2 separate regions of the Homo sapiens genome follow, and region 1 is linked to region 2. A link is a loop called in an ENCODE intact Hi-C map of the cell type or tissue named here. Cell type or tissue: endothelial cell of umbilical vein. All regions are shown on one strand. Each heading gives the region's core, and the rest is flanking DNA. Links, peaks and the distances in the headings are about the cores only. Region 1 overlaps AMPH (amphiphysin). Region 2 overlaps AMPH (amphiphysin).

Evidence for each region. A loop is a pair of places that touch in the nucleus more often than their neighbours do. Peaks named below come from ENCODE experiments on the same cell type or tissue, not always from the same donor. Only the 100,000 strongest peaks of a DNase experiment are listed, where the experiment ranks them.
Region 1: it touches region 2 in a loop (3-fold over the local background); 7 of 110 quality-filtered maps call a loop at or near these places.

The regions. Positions count from the first base shown.
Region 1 is chr7:38,554,296-38,562,295 of GRCh38, forward strand. The region is part of intron 1 of AMPH (amphiphysin); the gene reads right to left. Among named protein-coding and RNA genes, the nearest start is that of AMPH, 73 kb to the right of the region's middle. In endothelial cell of umbilical vein, for the core only: a CTCF peak has its summit at 7,219; DNase peaks (open chromatin) are centred at 3,206, 4,686 and 7,116; H3K27ac peaks cover 2,842 bases.
Region 2 is chr7:38,379,529-38,390,837 of GRCh38, forward strand. It overlaps AMPH (amphiphysin), which reads right to left. Exons shown (of 21, transcript NM_001635.4): 20 at 10,276-10,377; 21 at 4,176-5,397. The coding sequence ends at 5,290. Among named protein-coding and RNA genes, the nearest start is that of TRG-AS1, 44 kb to the left of the region's middle. In endothelial cell of umbilical vein, for the core only: no CTCF peak of the experiment used is centred there; DNase peaks (open chromatin) are centred at 3,503, 3,893, 6,333 and 11,233; H3K27ac peaks cover 4,512 bases.

The DNA of each region.
Region 1 (8,000 bases), core at 1-8,000, 170 kb after region 2:
TGTCTGCTCCATGTGTATGTCTCAGAAGAATTCACAATCATGTTCTATAGAAGGCTAAAATCAGTAAATGAGCGTTTTTGTGAAGTCACAATGTGATTTAGCCTTTCTGGAGTACACTTTGGCAGCATTTATCAAAATCCCTTAAAATGTCTATACTTATTGACCCAGCAATCCTACTTCTATAAATATGCTTTAAAAAAAATCAAAGATATGCCCAAAGATAAGACTACAAGAATGTTCATTATAAATACTTTACTTATAATAGCAAAACAGTAATGGCAAACTAAATATCCAAAAATAGTTAGTTAAATATATTACTGGCATTTCCACTTCTTAAATTATGAGTGGGCTAGAAACCCAGAACAACTCTCCAACTCAAAATTTCCAGACAAAATATAAGCTTGTTTTCAATGCATTGCTGAGCTAGCAGAAAGTCAGGAATTCCACAAGGCCAATAAAATGGTGTGGGAGGCTTTAGCCCAGAGGGCATCTTCCACTGTTTTGACAGCTGCACTGGTGGGACCAATCAGATATAAAGTTTAGATACGGCTAAGCCAGAGTGAGAAGTCTACCAGGAGATGCACACCCTCTTCTCCCCAACCTTAACCTGCATAAGGTTAAGACCCCAAGGGGTTACACTTTCAATGTGAATTAAGGTACCTGTAAATGGTGAATTAGAATTATACCTGTCCCCAGAAGGAGAGCATAAAGAAAAGTTGCCTGTTTTGACCTGGCTATTGGGGGAAGTGGAAAGAAACCCTTTCCTTGAAGTGGTGAGCACAACTTGGCCATGGCATTTGAGGTCCACAGTCCCATGTCAGGGCAAGAGTTAGAATCTCAAGTGGAGAATTTCATTTAATGCAGTTCTTTGGGAGACCAGTGAACAATCACTTGAGGCCAGGTATTCAAGACCAGCCTGGGTAGCATAGTGAGAACCTGTCTCTAACACAATTTAAAAAAAAAAAAAAAAATTAGCCAAGCATGGAGGCTTACACCTGTAGTCCCAGCTGTGGGTAGGAGGATTGCTTGAGCCCAGGAGTTTGAGGCTACAGTAAGCTATGATCATGCCACTATACTCCAGCCTGGGTGGCAGAGAGAGACCCTGTCTTTAAAAATAATAAATACATACATTCATAAATAATAAAGCAGTTCTGAGCTGATGAATTCATAGTCCCCTCATTGATGGTACCTGCAAGGGCTGGCCTTGACAAACAAAAATCTCCTCTGGAGGAATTTAACTTCAGCCCCATCTTCAAAGAATTCCCATGTGTTAGGTTCTAAGGAATATTATAATAAGGAATGCTAGGCTTAATAATAAATTCATTTCCAGAATCTTCATAAACACAGGAAAATATTCACAGTATTTTACTATGTGAAAAATTCTGTATGATAATAAGAAAATTATAAAAATTAGATAGATCTGAAGGCTATGAGCAAGTATGTTTCCACTGCCTAAAGTCAACAGGGATCAAATTATGGGTTTTCCCACTTTTTTCTCATAATTTGTAGTGTTTTCCAAATGTTCTATAAGCATATATACTTTAGATATTAGAAAAAAAATTTATTGAGAAAGCCAAATACCACATGTTCTCACTTATAAGTGGGAGCTGAGCATTGGGTACACATGGACATAAAGATGGCAACAACAGACAATGGGGACTCCTAGAGCTTGTGGGGAAGGAGGAGGGAAGGAGGAGGCTAAACTAACTATTGGGTACTATGTTCAGAATCCATTGTACCCTAAACCTCAGTATCACACAATATACCCAGGCAACAAACCTGCACATGTACCCCCTGAGTCTAAAATAAAACTGGAATAAATAAAATAAATATTAAAAATAAAAATCAAAAGAAGATAAAATTAATTGTTTTAATTTGAAAAGAAAAAGAAAGCTATTCAACAAAACAGCCTTGAAAAGAACATCCCAACCTTTAAAAAAATGTGATCGAATTCCTGCTATCTTTTGGTTCCCCTAAAGAAAATACTAGCCGAAGCACTGATGTGAGCATTGCATAATTTTACTGTTATTAGACACCTGCTGTATGCCAGACCCTGCTAGGCATAAGAGGAAAAAAAATGAATGAGAAACTGCCCAGGCCTTCAGGAGCTCACAGCTGAGATGGGGTTTCAGAAATGAAGTAAGTGTAAAGCCCAGTGTGCCTGACGGGCTCACTCACCAGATATGGGGAGATACCAGCGAAGGCCCTCACTCACTGTAGTCCCGCAGTCAAGGAGGGCTTTCAGCCTTCTTCTTAAAGGATAACTGGGGGCGACTCAGGCAGAAGGGAAGGGAAAAGGTGCTTCTGGCAAAGGAGAAAGCACATCATTCACACCACCCTCCACTCCTGCACTCTCTGCCCCCTGCTCTGCTTTATTTTTCATCACAGCAAATGTCACTACATTATTTATGTAGTTGTTTCCTCATTTGGTATCTGTTTCCCAATTCCACTGTAAGTTTCATGAGGGAAAGGGCTTTGTCTGGTATACCGCTATCCCCATTATGTGCTAGACATAAAGACGGCAACAACAGACACTGGGGACTACCAGAGTGGGAGGGACGGAGGATGGCAAGAGGGGAAAACTAACTCTTGGGTACCATGCTCAGTATCTGGGCGTACATATGCTTAAGCAAATTGACTTGGATGAATGAATGAAAGAGAGGCAAGAAAGAGAAGCATGAGCGTAGAACAATACTATGCTTCAGTTCATTGTCTTCGGACCACAACACCAAATTCCCAAGAGCAACAGGGATCCCTTGAGGAGGACAAGGGGATGATATGGTCCAGGACAGCTGTGTAGAGGACTGATTTGGGGTGGGAAACAAGGGAAGCATGGGACAAAACAGCAGGCAAGAAAGAGAAACTGAACAAAGGCGCGGGAATAGCTATATCCACTCATTCATCCCACAACTACTTAAACTACACGTGATTACATGAAAGTGACACAGCTATAGTAGTTATCACAGCCATGGGTATAGTAGTTCCTAACCCAGGTGATGTGGTTTGGCAGTGTCCCCACCCAAATCTCATCTTGAATTGTAGCTCCCACAATCCTCACATTTTGTGAGAGAGATGAGGTGGAGATAATTGAATCATCAGGGCGGTTTCCCACTATCCCTGTTCTCATTGATAGTGAGTGAGTTCTCACAAGTTCTGATGGTTGTATAAGGGGCTTTCCCCTTCACTGGGCACTCATTCTTCTCCTTGCTGCTGCCACGTGAAGCAGGATGTGTTTGCTTCCCCTTCGGCCATGATTGTAAGTTTCCTGAGACCTCCCCAGCCATGCTGAACTGTGAGTCAATGAAATCTCTTTCCTTTATAAGTTTCCCAGTCTCTGGTATGTCTTTATTAGCAGCATGAGAACAGACTAACACACCAGGCCCTGCTGTAATCTCTGGAGATAACGGCTGTGAACAAGACAAAGGCCCTCCTCCATGGAATTTATATTCTCTTGTGAGAGACAGTTAAAAAAAATTGAATAAAATAATTTTAAATAGTAATTCATCCCAGCACTTTGGGAGGCTGAGGCAGGTGGATTGCCTGAGCCTAGGAGTTTGAGACCAGCCTGGGTAACATAGCAAAACCCAGTCTCTACTAAAAATAAAAAAAAATTAGCCACGCATGGTGGCACACGCTGTGACCCCAGCTACTCAGGAGGCTGAGGTAGGAGGATTGCACTCCAGCCCGGGTGATAATGAAGCCCTGTATCAAAAAAAAAAAAGTATTTCATGTTATATGAAGAAAAATACAGGAAAGGAAAAAAGAGAAAGATCCATGAAACATTTAAGAGGTAAAAACCGCAAGACAAAGTAACCACAAAGCTGCCTATGAATTTTCAGAATGCTCCATCTTGACTTCAGTGCTAAAGTAAAGAATCTTCCTGAACACTCTAAGCACAGTTTCTAGAGAAAGTCCATCTAATCAAGAGCACATAACAGATGGTTCTTGATCTAGTTCCACAACACACAGCTCAAGGGCAATGCACTGATGGTTTGGGGCTGCCATATACCAGGGGTTCTGCACCACCCACAGGCGACAGAAGCAGGTGGAGTGCACCTGGCCAAAATCCATTGCTTGGGATTCCAAAGAGAGAGCCTTTGGCAATGCAGCTCTGCAATTAGCGGTCTGGTTTTATACTGCATCTTTGCTCGCTCAGAGAATTGAAACTCTTCTGGACCTAAGGAGTTGTCTCCAATGCCAAACGTTAAATCTGAGGAACAGTTTTAAACACTGATTAATGCTATTTTTAGTCTGCAAGATGGTGGGAAAGACAGGAATAATGATGGGAAGGAGGGAGGAGGTGGTTAGTAAACACCTGGTTAAGAAAGACATAAAGCATTTCCTTTTAATGGAATGTTTGTTGGTTAAGAGATATAAAACAACATGTTATGTAACAATTTTCCTATCTCGAAGAAAGTTGCCTTAGAAAGACGCTGATGCTGGTTCAGCATTTGTCCTGAGACACATCCTGCTGACACACTGTACTCCGGTGACCCAGGCCAGTCAACATGGGGACAAAAGGCATCTAGAGTGACAATTGATGAAAGAAAATAACAGTCTCCTGTTTTTGCAATTGGCACGTATATAAGAAACAGACCTGCATAAAGAAGCTTATTTTGCATTCTTCTACTTGTAGTCACTCCTTTTAATCTATACTGGCAGCAACATACCAAACAGGAAACAGTGAGACATAAGGAAATTTATATATAGATTCTGAATCCAAGAACAGTTCATTTAATGAAAAACTAAAGTCACAAAGGACATGCCCTTTCCATGTTCACGTTGTCAAACTGTATAATTCATGTGTTTTCCAGCCTTCTCAGGTTCCTAGGGACCCACAAAGTGTGCAGCTTGCCAGCTGCCAGCATTTTGTAACACGGCCTGTGGGCAAACCCAGCAGGCCCACTACTGAAATCACAACCAGTTACCCAGCCGTATTACTTCAGCTTCTCTCCTGATTATGGCAACAGCAAATAACAGAGCAGTCAAAGGACTGCCTCATTTACAGCTCACCCGCACAAGGTGAATATAGATGAAGGACGATGAGGTGTAAATCTAATTTTTAGGCCGGAGAACAACAGACAGTGGTTTCTACAGAATGTCCTGGAAGAAAGTCAGGCACACTGGGTTTCCCGATGGAATGGGGAGCCAGGGATCCCAGCAATACACCCCAGTCAGCCCTCACTGACAATAGGCTCACATGACCAGCTGGATCCCTGAGTCAGACTATATAGAAACAAATGGAAGTTCCACCTTGTCTCTCTGACACTTGGGGATGTCTAATTTTCACAACTTCACTTACTGAATACTTATGCTGTGCCAAAAACGGTGCTGCATGCTTTATTTCACTTAAGCCTCACAAATACCCTATAATATAGGTACATTACTAGTCCCATTTTACAGATGAGAAAACTGAGGCTTATAGGTTGGAGTAATTGGCCTAATGTCGCATAATTAGTAAGTGATAGAACTGGGACTAGAATTCCAGATCTGTGCTTTCGATAACCTATTCCTGCTTCAGTATGCCGAGTTTGTGGATCATCTCAGGTCAGGAGATCCCATCATGCTCCTCTTGCAGCTGACACCTATGGCGCCTGTATACATGGATTAGTGGCTGGGATCACCTAACCAGTCCACTTGAAGCACAAAGCAATATGATAAAACAAAAGTGGCATCCACAGATAATTCTTCTGTTTCATATGGAATTCTGCTCATTGGTATACTGTGGTTACAAAAAGGCCCACAAAATCTTTCATTTCCTGTATGCAGTCTGCTTCGCAGTGTGACCCTTCAGCTCCTCCCATGAAGAGGTGAAGGCTATCTCTCCACCCTTGAATTTGAAATTAGCCAAGTGATTTTCTGTGGCCAATGAGAATTTAACAAACTATAGGCAAGCGGAGGCTTGAAAAGTCCCTACTCATGATTATACTTTCTTTTGCTTAAGAATCCTGGGCCCTCCTCTCTGTGGACAAACCCAGGCTAGTTTGTTAGATGATGCAGTACACACAGCCATCTCATCCCAACCGCCCCAGCCAATAGCGAATCAACCACCTATCAGTCCATCCAGCCCCAGAAACTTGCAACCTCAGTTGATATTAGCTGAGACAGCCCAGACCAGGAGAATTCCCACCTGGCCCATGGAATTGAGAGAAATGATAAACATTTGTTGTTTTCAGCCACTAAGTTTTGGGATGGTTTGTTACACAGTGCAAGCTAGCTGGCACAAGAATTTAGAAAGTAAAGCTCTGACATCTTTGCAGTATTATCAGTAGCACAACGTAACTTGGGCCACATTCCTCTCATCCAGACAGCACTGCTAGATGGGTTATGTCTGTTCAAGAAGAGAACTTGTTCTAAATCCAAGCCAGTAGCACAATGCATGTTTGTTTGTTTTATTTTGTGTTGTTTGCAGCCTACCTCATTCCCAACAGTTTTGAATTGAGTACCACTCCTAGGGTGGTTCCCAAGGCTAGCTGCAGCACAGCACAATCACCTGGGTAGCTTCGAAAAAATACTGATGCACTAGGCCCATCCTCAGGGATGCTGATTTCCTTGGTCTGGGGTGAGGCTGAAGTCTGGCTATTTTATTTTCTAGAATCAGAATGTGATACCTCTGCCATTGGCTAAATGATATGTTATATTTATTACTTGTTCTCTCAAACTTGGGCTATCAGGAAACTTTAAAAACCCATGCTTTCAATTAAAGCAAGTTAACTCTTTCACTAGGAAAAGTTATCTTTAATGAAGCATCAACAGATGCTTAGCCTTTCCTGAAGCACTTAAATGTCAGTATTTGCAGGCCAGTAACCAAGACCCACAGCAGGCATGTGGTTAAACTAACAGGGAAGGCATATGGCCACTGCCATGTGAGATCTCAGCAAGTCACTGAACCTCTCCTATATTCATCTTTCCTATTTGGAAATAGGTAGGTGTTGAATAACGAACCACGAAGTTCCCCTCCAGCCCTGAAAGCATGACTGTTTAATAGTTATCAACATTCCAAGCTAAATGAGCAATACCTGGTTCCTCTCATGAGGTTAGACTGCTAGCCCTGTCTTATCCTCCAGAAAGTGTCATATGTACAGCCCAGAGGTACCAGCACAATGGGTCATGCATCAGTCACTGACTCAGTCAAGAAGCAGAGTGCCAACATGTGTCAAGCATTGTGCTAGGCACTGCACAACAGAAAGAGGGCGAAATGCTGGCATTCCTGAGCTTATCCTGTTTAGAGAGAAGCAGAGGAGAGAAAAATAAAACCACAGAGCTTCATGACTGGCACTTGATTGAACCCTCAATGAAGGAGAAAGGTGGAACCACTTCCGGTTCAGATGAAGGAGGGTGCTGAGAACTGAATGTTTGTGTCCCAGCGAAATTCATATGTTGAAACCCTAATCTTCAATGCCATGGTACTTGGAGATGGGGCCTCTGGGAGGCAAATAGGTTTAGATGAGGTCCTTGGGATGAAGCCCCCATAATGAGATTAACGTCCTTATAAGGAGAGGAACAGACACCAGCGTTTCCTCTCTCTGCCATAAGAGAACACAGCAAGAAGGTGGCCATCTGCAAAAGCAAGAAGAGGCTTCTCACTAGACCCAGAATCTCCTGGCACCTTGATCTTGGACTTGTAAGAAAAAAAAAAAAGTGTTGTTACTTAAACCACCCAGTCTATATGTTTTTTTTTTTTTGTTATGGCAGCCGAGGCTGACTAAGACAGAAGACTTTTCCAAAAACGGTGGGACTTCAGATGAGGGCCAAGTAGAAAACAAGGTGGGGAAGTGAGATAGGTGGAAATGAAGGAGAGGAAGAAAAAAGTCATTTCATGGAAGGAAACGTGAGGCTAAAAGAGAAAAATGAAAAAAGTCAGCAAGGTAAGCACAGAGCAACCTCCCTAGACAGAGAAAGAAAAAAAAATGGTTTGTTTAATCCTAAGCAAAACACATTGACACTTTCTATTCTTTCCAATAAACCTGACATTCAAAAGAGAAAGTCATCATTGTCTG
Region 2 (11,309 bases), core at 3,310-11,309:
AGGTGGCAAGGGAGACAACAAGGATCCAATTTGTCTTCTCTGTCAGTGTGAAGAACAGAACCCCGACTAGATTAAAGTGCAAGGTTGTATGTTTTGCAGGGAAATCATAGCAGGTGCCCCAAATCTGGAAAATGATGCACAAAGGAAGCTCCCAAGTCTTCAGGCCCAAGATTCTGAAGAATGGAGGAGCCCCTCAGTGACGCACCATGGAGGGGTTTGGAAGGAAGTCCCTCAAGCGTGAAGTCTAAATCTTATGAATGCGGTCCCCATGTACAGTAACTGACACTTAGCTGGTGCTTGATATATTTTAATGAACAAATGAACATGTGGACTTGGAAGCAATAATTGGACACTCCAAAGGCAACATTCCTTGGACAACTGGAACACAAATTGAAGGACAGGTCGCTATTGCCCCACCCCACTTCCAGCAACCACAGGAAGGAGGAAAAAAAATTAGGAACAGTAACAGAGAAGGAACAACAAGAGAGGTAAGAAAACAAGGAAAGTTCGTATCTTGGAATCTTGGGGGAGAATTGGAAGTTTGGTGGCATCTCCAAATGCCACAGACAGCACTTTGTGATCACTGGTAGGGTTTTGGAGAGCAGAGCATAATGACACAGAGTTTAATATTTACTGGTGGGAGAGGGTGTAGGGTATCAGCCATGTGGCAAGGTGCGTATGGACAAGGCACTCCTGGGCTGGACTGGTTTTACAGGGCATCAGAGTGCAGCAGGGAGGGAAATAAGCATGCAATTCTGACCCAACCCTCAAGAATCAAACAACCTGAGTGTTTGACCTGAGATCGGGGGGACTGGGAATTAACTGGATTTTAGGAAACAAAGATAAAATTTAGATTTCTTTGGAAAGAGCTTCAGGGTACCTACCTGGCCTTCCTCTCAATTTGCATAGATGTAAGGGTTATGTCTCAAATATCTTTTAAGTGGAAAAAGTCACTATTTGCTGCTGCTTGTTAAGTGATCCTTAAAAGGTATTACCAATGAGTCACAAAATATTTGGATGGAATATTAAGCTTATTCGCGCATGGTTTATTTGGCTTTATGAACAACTTATCAACCCCCTACTGTGTGCCTTGAAGAACGCTGCCCGTGAACATCCAGGCGGTCTCCTCCTGGTGATTCAGGACAGGATCATCATCAAACAGGGATGCACCTGCAGGGCTCAAAGATGAACAAAACCACCTGGATCTCCATTTTCTAAGTCTTCCAAGAGAATATTGGTCATTGTCTTCTCTGTGCTGTTACCAAATGTCCGATTCCATTTACTGAAGTCCTAGGAAAGTCTCACACCAGGAAGACGGTAGCTACAGCACTGTGTAGAAAAGCTGTGCGATCTGCTCATCTCCAAGTTCTGACACGTTTGTAAGGTTTTTAGTTGAGTTCCAAGTAAAAACCAGAAGGCAGCTGTTAGTTGGGCTCCTTTGAAAAGAGGAGTAGAGTCCTATCAAGGCCAATCCATTGGCCAGTCTATTTCTAAGGCTTCAAGGTGTTCAGCCATGCAATTTTGCATGGAATAAAGCACTGAGCTTCCGCCATCTTTAAACTCATTGAGTTCTCATAACTTTTGTAGTTTCCCGAAGGCATTTTCTTTAATGGGCCATCTGAATGGGCCATGGGGTCATGCTGGGATTGTTCCAATGACCTGGTTAGAGGCTTCTTTATGTAAGAAAAGAGGGCTCAGAATTCTAAACGTGCACACTCCACTGGGCAGCCTAAGATGTGATGGATATGGTTTTCTGGCTGACTCCAAAGCCACCCCAGCTTTGTCAGGAAGAGCAGGCGTGGTGGAAGCAATGCAACAGCATGGTATGGGAGCTTTTACCTGTCCCAGGGGCCCTGGCTACCCTGAGATAGTGTTAAAAATTGAAATTGCTGGCCAGGTGCGGTGGCTCACACCTGTAATCCTAGCACTTTGGGAGGCTGAGGCCGATGGATCACTAGGTCAAGTTATCAAGACCATCCTGGCCAACATGGTGAAACCCTGTCTCTACTAAAAATACAAAAATCAGCCAGGCATGGTGGCACGCACCCGTAGTCCCAGCTATTTGGGAGGCTGAGGCAGGAGAATTGCTTGAACCTGGGAGGCAGAGGTTGCAGTAGGCTGAGATCATTCTACTGCACTCCAGTCTGGCGACAGAGCGAGACTCTGTCTCAAAAAAAAAAAATTCAAATTGCCAGGCAATTTTACTTTGCAATTATATGCATCACACAGGTTTACATGAGTGACTATTTGTCATATTGGTAGGAATGCCAGGTAGGTGTATGTTTAATAAGAACTACTGGCTTTCTTTCCAAACAGTTCTGACTCATAACTATTTGAAGGTCTGCATGACATTGGGTTTCTAAGAAGAATCTTAAATCATGGAGAGGAAGCTCAGAAAGGACCAAGGCCTGACTGGGTGTGGTGGCTCACGCCTGTAATTCCAGCACTTTGGGAGGCTGAGGTGGGCAGATCATGTGGTCAGGAGATCGAGATCATCCTGGCTAACACAGTGAAACCCCATCTCTACTAAAAAATACAAAAAAAATTAGCCGGGTGCGGTGGCGGGCACCTGTACTCCCAGCTACTTGGGAGGCTGAGGCAGGAGAATGGTGTGAACCCGGGAGGCGGAGCTTGCAGTGAGCCGAGATCACGCCACTGCACTCCAGCCTGGGCAACAGAGCAAGACTCCGTTTAAAAAAAAAAAAAATGAAAGGACCAAGGCCTGGTTCAAGGCCATTTGGGATACAATACAAACTTGCCATTATATGACTGGGTGATGTGCCTAGGATGGGTTGGTGGTGTGAGAACTTGAACGGAATAACTGAGAAAGAGAAGTGGAAAGAACTTTACACTAGTAATCCCAGAAAGTCCTTGAAACTAACATTCCTTAGAAAATCCACTGAAATGGAAAACAATGTTCACTCCACATTCAAGGACATTTCTGGGGAATGCCACCACCACACGCCCATCCCCTCCATCTCCTTCATTTTCAATGCATTAGGAATTCTTGGATTTTGGCAATTCCTGAAACAAACAAACAAAAAATCTGATAACTCTTATTTAGTGTAAAAAAAAATCCAAAGGCATTTTAAAAAACAGGACTAAATAGCTAATTAAAATCACGTCATTTCAGAAGAACTTGTTACATTCATCTAGGAACATTCATCTAGGGCTACAGTTATCTGGGCCATGTCCTGGCAAACTGTACACTGTGAGCAGCCACTGTGGGCAGGAGGGTGAAAGGAATTTAAGAATGATTCATCACATCTTCTGCTCCAGGAGATGTGGCAAGCCAATTATCTTTGCAGAACATTAGGTGCATTTTATTATTAGAGCGAATTTTTCAGTCTTGGCTTTTAACATCCTGTGTGTACTCTACTGTCAGGAGTGGCTTTCTATTACGAATCTTACATTGCTGCATTCCACTTGCTGAATTATCAGTCATGCTCCTGGGCAGTGACATTTGCTTTTCTTGCACTAGAATAGCATTCATGATGACCCAGCTTCTCTGTATATTAGCCCCTGGAAAAATCTTGGCTCAAAAACAGTTATTTCCCTATTCACACTTAAAACAACAAAGTCAGTAATACACCAGGAAGATTCAAACCATGAATCAGGAATACATACTAAATCTAAAAGTCTAATAATATACATTCTTGATCAGCCTATGTTGTATAAAGAATTATATTAGCAGAAAAGAGTCCAAATCAACTAAAAGGATTTGCGTTAAGAATTCTCTTTTGGAAATAATGGCCAAGTGAATTCACTTTTCTATTCCAACTGATCTAATTTTTATGTACCTACGAACATAAACATGCCAAAAAGGAAAGTGACCAGAAAATGAAGCTGGTGTGAGAAGAAATTGCTGATTATGAAGGTCGTAAGATTATCAGTGATTCACGGACTGGGAGTCTACAGCCGGCACCTTTAAGGGCTCTCCGTTGGCAGCTGTTATTGGTGCTGCAGTAATTGCTGGATGTCAGGGAACACCGAGTGACCAGCAATGACTGGAATGAAAGAAGTGGGGAGGTGCGGTGGGGGCGTGGAGTGCAACCTAGTGGAAGAACAAGCATATTTCTGCACAAATAACAACTCCAATACCAACTGTTTCAAGCAGAGTATCCGACTGGAACAAAATTTCCAAAAAAAAAAAAAAAAAGACTCATCAAAAGGAATTAGGGTAATCGTTGAAGATTACCAAAGGTTTATTTGGAATGACACAGCACTGAAAACATAATTGTTACAGATGATTTGTGGATACAGCATACACCATCTATTTTACTTTAGAACAATCTGTGAAGATGAGTTGCATAAATAGAAAGAGGTGGAAATATAGAGGAGCTGTTTTTATAGTGTTCTTTTGGGGGTAGATGAATATGCCCCATCTTTCTACCCAATCTCATAAAGGCAGAAGAGAAGACTGCTTAGCTGCCCATCCCAACTAGCCTACCTCCAGCCACAGCGGCTGGACAGCTAGATAAATCAGGCCCTGCCTTCTCTGAGGGTGCCTCAGTGTAGTCGTGCTATCTGTCATCTCATCCTGAAAACTGCACAGTACAAACACAGATACTGTTGACTCTTTTGCCAATGGGATGGCTGGTTTTGCCATTAGGCAAAACTGCAATTGTAATGCCAGACAGAATAAGAGCAATGCATGTATCAATGACAATTGAGAGGCAAAGAGCTACAATGGAAAGGAAAGAAGCAACTATGTATATGTAGCCTTCTGCATACACATAGATCCAGGAGTCATGGGAACTAGCTTGCGTGACTGTGTGTCCATATATATATAGATGTGTTGGAAAAGAACATTGAGAACTTTTGCAGCAGTTTAGTTTTAAACATAGTAAACCTGAAAGGGAGCGAGAGCACGTGCTCACACCTGGGCAGGGGAATAAGATAATCTTGTACTACAGGATAATTCATCACATCTTCTGCAGGGCAGCCACTCAATACGATACACCTGATGCAGAGAAATTAAAGTCTGATCTGGAGAAAGCTACTTTAGAATTGGTGGGAGGGGATCAAGTACAAGAGTCTCCACAGCTTGGACAAAGCACAAACAAACCTGTTATTGACAACATGGGAATGAGTGAGGATTTTTTCCTTAATTTACTTTTTTTCCTCTTACATTTTTTTGCACACATGCTCCATTGATACATCTTCCCAAGGTTTGTCTGGCATCAGTCTGTAAATCATTAAGAGCATAATAACAAAAGTGAACTCTTCAGGTTTTCATGAAGGTTTAAAAACCCCGTAACTGAGCTCCTTCTTGCAGTACTTGTTGCCCTAATCTAAGCGTCGGGTGAAGTTCTCTGGAAAGAGGCCTTTGTAGGTGGCAAGGTCTCTGTACTGAAGCCAGTCTGATTCCTTCACTCCCACCAGCCAGCCTGCATCCTGAAAAACAATGACAGAACTTTCAGGGTCCAGCAAACTACTGGAAAATCCACACTGCCACAATTAATTAATAATGTGTTACATTAGTGTTGTGGTTCTGAACCAGGATGTCACATTACAGGTAAAGTGCTGTGCCGTGATCAATGGGAAGGCCTATCCCAAATAAGTTGTTAGTTAAAAAAAAAAAGAAAAAGAAAAAGAAGGAATAAACATTTGCAATGACTTATTGACTGTATAAAGTATAGCTAATGCTTTGTACATTGTGACTGTACAAAGCATAGTTAATTGATATTAACTGGATTATAATATGAGTTCTTAAAGAGGAGAAAAGGATTACAATTACAACCAGTGCAAAGACAGGAATACCATGTGAAAGCATTTCATGCACAAGAGCATGACCTGTTCTGGGGTCACAGTGTAAAAAAGGTTTGAGGTTGCTTGGGTTAGAATGGAATACTGATGAGGCCATGGAATATCTTATATTTCATCCCAAGCCACTTGCTCATAAGAAAGAACTCTGACCCCCAGCTCATATCCTATAACCCCAATAAACTACCTATGTAGATGTAGGGCTCATCAAATACTAAAAGCTAGATGTGTGTTGCCTTATATTACTATTTTTGTTTTTATAATACCTAATTTTTCAAGTTTATATAAACTACAAAGCAGTTGGATGTCATGGCATTCTTGCTGGAAGCGCTCCTATATCCTTTATAAATTATTCCTCATAAACATTTGTCTGTCATATAGAAGTGCCATCACAAAAATGAAACAGTTTGCCCCAGAAAGGGTAAAGAACCCATCCATATATGGTCATGCAGAATGGGAGATGATACTTAAAACTGAGAAACAGAGGCTGTGGTCTGCCCTTGGCTTCCTGAAGTTAAGCAGAGTCTAGCTGGAAAAGCTGTGTTGAAAGGAACAGTGGGAAATGAGACCATAGGAAGTGCAAGGAGTGGGAAATGACTATCTTTATTATGTTAACCAGTGCAGAAAGGAAATTCCAGTTCAGATGAGGGATGGCCAGGTTTAGTCTGAACAAACCCCCAACATAGTTCAAGTATATCAGATAAAATGAGGCCTCAAAAATTAAATGAAGAAGCTGAATTCATTCCCTTTTGATATAATCTGAGACTCTAAATTGATGCTGCCATATAGACAAGAAATATAAGTATTTAGACAGCCCAATTTTTGAAGGCAGGAAAAAAACCGCTGAGGAAAAAAACGACTCAATAAAATAACTGATAATATCCTAGCTGATGAGGAAAAGTGCCCTCTTTAAAATTATGATGTCATATATGTGAAGGACAAAGCTATGCTTAAAATAAAAGATGATAGCTAAATATTTTCTGAAGCTCTAGAAAGCATATAAAAGGTCATTTTTCCCCCACAAGTGTCTATATTTGACTTTATTTACAGTAGGTGAAAAATCTAATGGAGCCAAGTAGAGTTAAGCACTTAAAAATTGTTTCAATAAAGAAAACAAGTAAAGGACTACACAAACCCACAATCAAGATATATTCCAACACATATAATCTGAAAGACAACTTGTAAAGAATATTAGCCAACATCAATCTTTAGCTGAGGAAAATATAAAAAATTAAATATTAACTGCTTAAAATATGTGGTAGAAAAAGATTTCCTGTCTTGGTAATGGTAGAATGGCTTGTATTAGACAACTCCTTCTGGAGAGAATAATTAAAAACATTGGAATAACTATATATCTCCAAATATCTATATATACACATATGCAACTATTTATATAAACAAACAACTCTTGGTTATACAATATATAAAGTGTAAATTTATATATAATGGGATGGGTATAAATAATGGGTAAAACTATTTGAAGATGCTGGAAATGACCAAAAGGAGGCAGAAATTAGAAAGTATTTGACCCTTGAAAGTAGAGAACTGCAAGGGGTGAGATCTATGCTGATACAGCTTTTCCCCTGAGGATTATCCTCACTCAGTGTGATGTGGGGCATTCACAGCATAGAGTGTAAGGCTCCCAGAGAAGCTGTACACTCAGGGGGGTTATCTTGAAAAGAAAGGAATCACTGGGGGATGGGTATCCTAACGTATGTGGATAAACTGCCTTGAAATCCTGGGCTGACCCCCAAGCTGTGCATGCATAAAGGGTACAGACCCACCCTAACAAAGTATAAAACCAACTCCCATCAATTCAAGGGAATTATCCAGTAATTTATATGTCTGCTAAAACAAAAATAAGCAATTTTCAGATATAGAAAACAGAGTCAGACTCTTTACCACGTATGGTCTACCTACTATGTCTAGTATCAATTAAAAAATTATTAGACATGGAAAAACAGGAAAATATGACCAAAAGATTAAAAAGCAAACAATAGAAATATGCCCTGAGATGGCCCAGCTGTTGGAATTAGCAGTAAGAAATTTAAGGCAGCTATTATAAATTTGTTCAAGTATATAAATTGAGAGACAGTAATAATGAAAGACTATAAGTGGGAAATCTCAGCCAAGAAATGGAAACCCATATGAAATAACAATATGGAAATGAAGAATTGTAAGAATCTAATATCTGAGATGAAAAAGTCACTGGATAAATTTAACTACGAACTCAAAGTAGCAGAGGAAACACTCATAGCACTTGAAGGCAGATCAATAGAAATTATCCAACCTGACTACCAGAGAGAAATAGTGAAAGAAAAAGAACAGCATCTTAGCTATCAAGAAGTCCAACTTAAGTATAATTAGAAACCCAGAAAAAAAGAACAAAGAGAATAATTCAGAAAAAAATTAAAGATAAAAAGCAAATGTAGTGAAAAACATTAGGTTACAAGTCTAAGGATCTCAGTGATTTTCAAGTATGAAGACCATAAAAAAAAAAAACCTACCCAAGCACAATATATTTAAACTGATGAAAATCAAAGATACAGCGAAATTTATTAAAAGTAGTCAGGGAAAGTCACTTTGCATACAGAGAAGCAATATTAAACAAATGACAGCTGATTTCTAATTATAAACAATAGAGACCAGAAAACAATGAAACATGTTTAAAGAGTTGAAAGAAAAAAAAATCAACTCAGATTTCTACCTTAGTGAAAGTATTGTTAAAAATTAAGAATAATAAAGACATTTTCAGATATACAGAAGCCAAGAAGATTTGCTGCCAGCAGACTAGCACTTCAGAAATAGCTAAAGGAAGTTCTTTAAGCAGAAAGGAAATTAAGACCAGATAGAAACTCGGACTTAAGGAAAGAATGAAGACCTGGAAATGGTAAACATGGTGGTAAACATAAAAGACTAACTTTTTTTCCTTTTATTTCTTTACAAAATAACTTCTGGTTAATGCAGACAAAAATCCCATTATAAATGGGATTTTTAATATCTTTGAGATGTGTGATGCTGACACCTTTTCTTTGTATTGGTAATTTATGCTTTGTGACTTTTCTTTCTTGAGTATTTCTAAGGTTTTAATAATTTTGTTAATCCTCTCAAAAACCTACTTTCGGCTTTATCAATTTTATCTGTTATAGTCCTTTATTGCATTCATTTGTGAATTTATTTTTATTATTTTCTTCCTTCTATGCATTTTTCTATTTAATTTCTATTTAATGATCATTATGAAATTTTTTTTTAACTCACACTATGATTTATTTGACCCATGGGTTATTTAGAAGTGTATTTTAAAATTTTTAAATCTTTGGGGGCTTTTAAAGATATATTATTGTTATTAATTTTTTGTTTTTTGAGACGGGGTCTTGCTCTGTTACCCAGGCTGGAGTGCAGTGGTGTGATCATGGCTCACTGCAGCCTTGAATTCCTGGGCTCAAGTGATCCTCCCATGTCAGCTTTTTGAGTAGCTAGGACTACAGGTGCACACTGCTGCACCCAGCTAATTAAAAAAAAAATTTTTTGTAGAGATGAGGTCTTGCTATGTTGACCAGGCTGGTCTGGAACTCCTGGCCTCAAGTGATCCTCCTGCCTTGGCCTCCCAAAGTCCTGGGATTACAGGCATGAGCCACCCTGCCCAGCAGATTATTGTTATATAAATTTCCAATCTATTTTATTGTGGTAGAGACTGCTTGACCCAACACCTGATGTATCTTGGTAAGTGTGTTGTCAAAAGAAAGAACAAAATGTTGAACATATTAAGTCTTAACCTCAAAGGCAGTGATGCTTGAATTTATTTTTTAAGGGGAGAGCTCATAAATCTCTTTGAGAATAGTATGGAAGTTAGAGTTTTTCTCTCCAGAAAAATATGTTTACAGATGCATTTACTTGCTCTGCATACCATTTCAAGGGCTCACATATTTTATGAATGAGAACAAGATGGGAGTTCTCAGTACCTTACATCAGACCACTCTTTTAGGAAGTGATATTTTTAAAGAATCTCTTTAAGTTGAGGTATAACTTAAATACTGTGTAATGCAGAGATGATTAGGTATATATAGTTCAATGAGTTTTGACAAATACATGCAGACATCCCTCTCAAGATACAAAGCATTTCCATCACTCCAGAGGGTTCCCCAGGTTCTTTCCTCATCAATATCCACACACCCAGAGGCAACCACTTTTGAAGGGGTCTTTTAGTTCACATTCATAGTGTCTGCATTTCCTGAAGACAGGTGTTACAGAGATAACATTCCCAGAAAGTGGTTACGTGATAAGAAACAGTCAACTGTTTGTATTATATAAAAAAAGAATGCAACAGCATCCCAAAAGGGTGTCCTAGAAACCTCGTTAATGATCTATGCTGTCACAAGCCCTTAAGCCCTTTTCAGATGGCTTGTAGCATCTCAGAAAATAGAAACATCTTTAGGAAGTGATTGTGTCCAACAGACCCTCAGAAAAAAATCAACGTAGCCCAAAGCATCTTCCTATCTTTTCTTTTACCTGATCAGCTTCTGAATCTGAGGGGACCACCAGCACCACATCACCCCTTTGTAAGGTAAGTTCATCAGAATTTGCTGCCTCAAAATCATGCAGTGTTTCCACCTGCAGAAGATAAGAATACATAAAAATCAATTTCCCAGCCAGATTTCAAGCAGACACTCTTACAAGTCACTCTCCAACCTGGATGAAAAGAGGAAGATATTTGCCATATCCCAAGGAGGAAGAAGGCCTCTAAAGCCAGAAGGGAAGTCCTATTCTCTGATATGAGGCCATTCATATGTATATTTATTAATAGTAATGCAATGCCCTCTACAACAGGGAAAAGCACTATATTAATCAAATTTTAATTCATCTTATTTTTGTTAGAGATTTGCATTTTATTATCGCTGATGCTTTATTACTGTTTGTTGTTTAACTGGAACCCAAAATGTCTAAAGCTCCTCTAACCCCAGCTTCTGTCAAATAATAATAAGGAAAACCACCACTTGCAGGTTATACAGTAATTACTACTAAATAAAACTCTGTGATCAATTCTGTGTAAATATATTTCCTTCCTTCCCTATCCTACCTTATATACAATGGCAACCAGTTTCTTTTCCTTTCCCATTTTGAAAAAGATTTCCTTAAAATTTTATTATAGAAAAATATTTTAAAGCAGAAGAAATAACATAATGAACCCCTATGCGTCTGTCACCCAGTCTGAATCACTCTACTGTCATGGCTGATTTTATTTTTCCCACCTTTCCCTCAACTCCACCCCTGAGAGTAAACATTGGCTTTTAAAGTGTGTATTTTGCCATTGAGCATATTCATAGAATCACAAGCTGTCAGAGCTGGAAATGGATTATGTTATCCCTAAATTAATTTTTCTGATTGGAAAACTGATACCCAGAGAGAGGGTCTATATGGGGTGCCTTAGGTTATTCTACAGTTAGTGAGGAGGCCAGAATGGGCCCAGCAAGCTCCAGCCGTGCTTGGCACAAGGCTTCTTGGACTGCTTGTGCTCCAGTTAAAACGGAACCTGGCAGGAAACA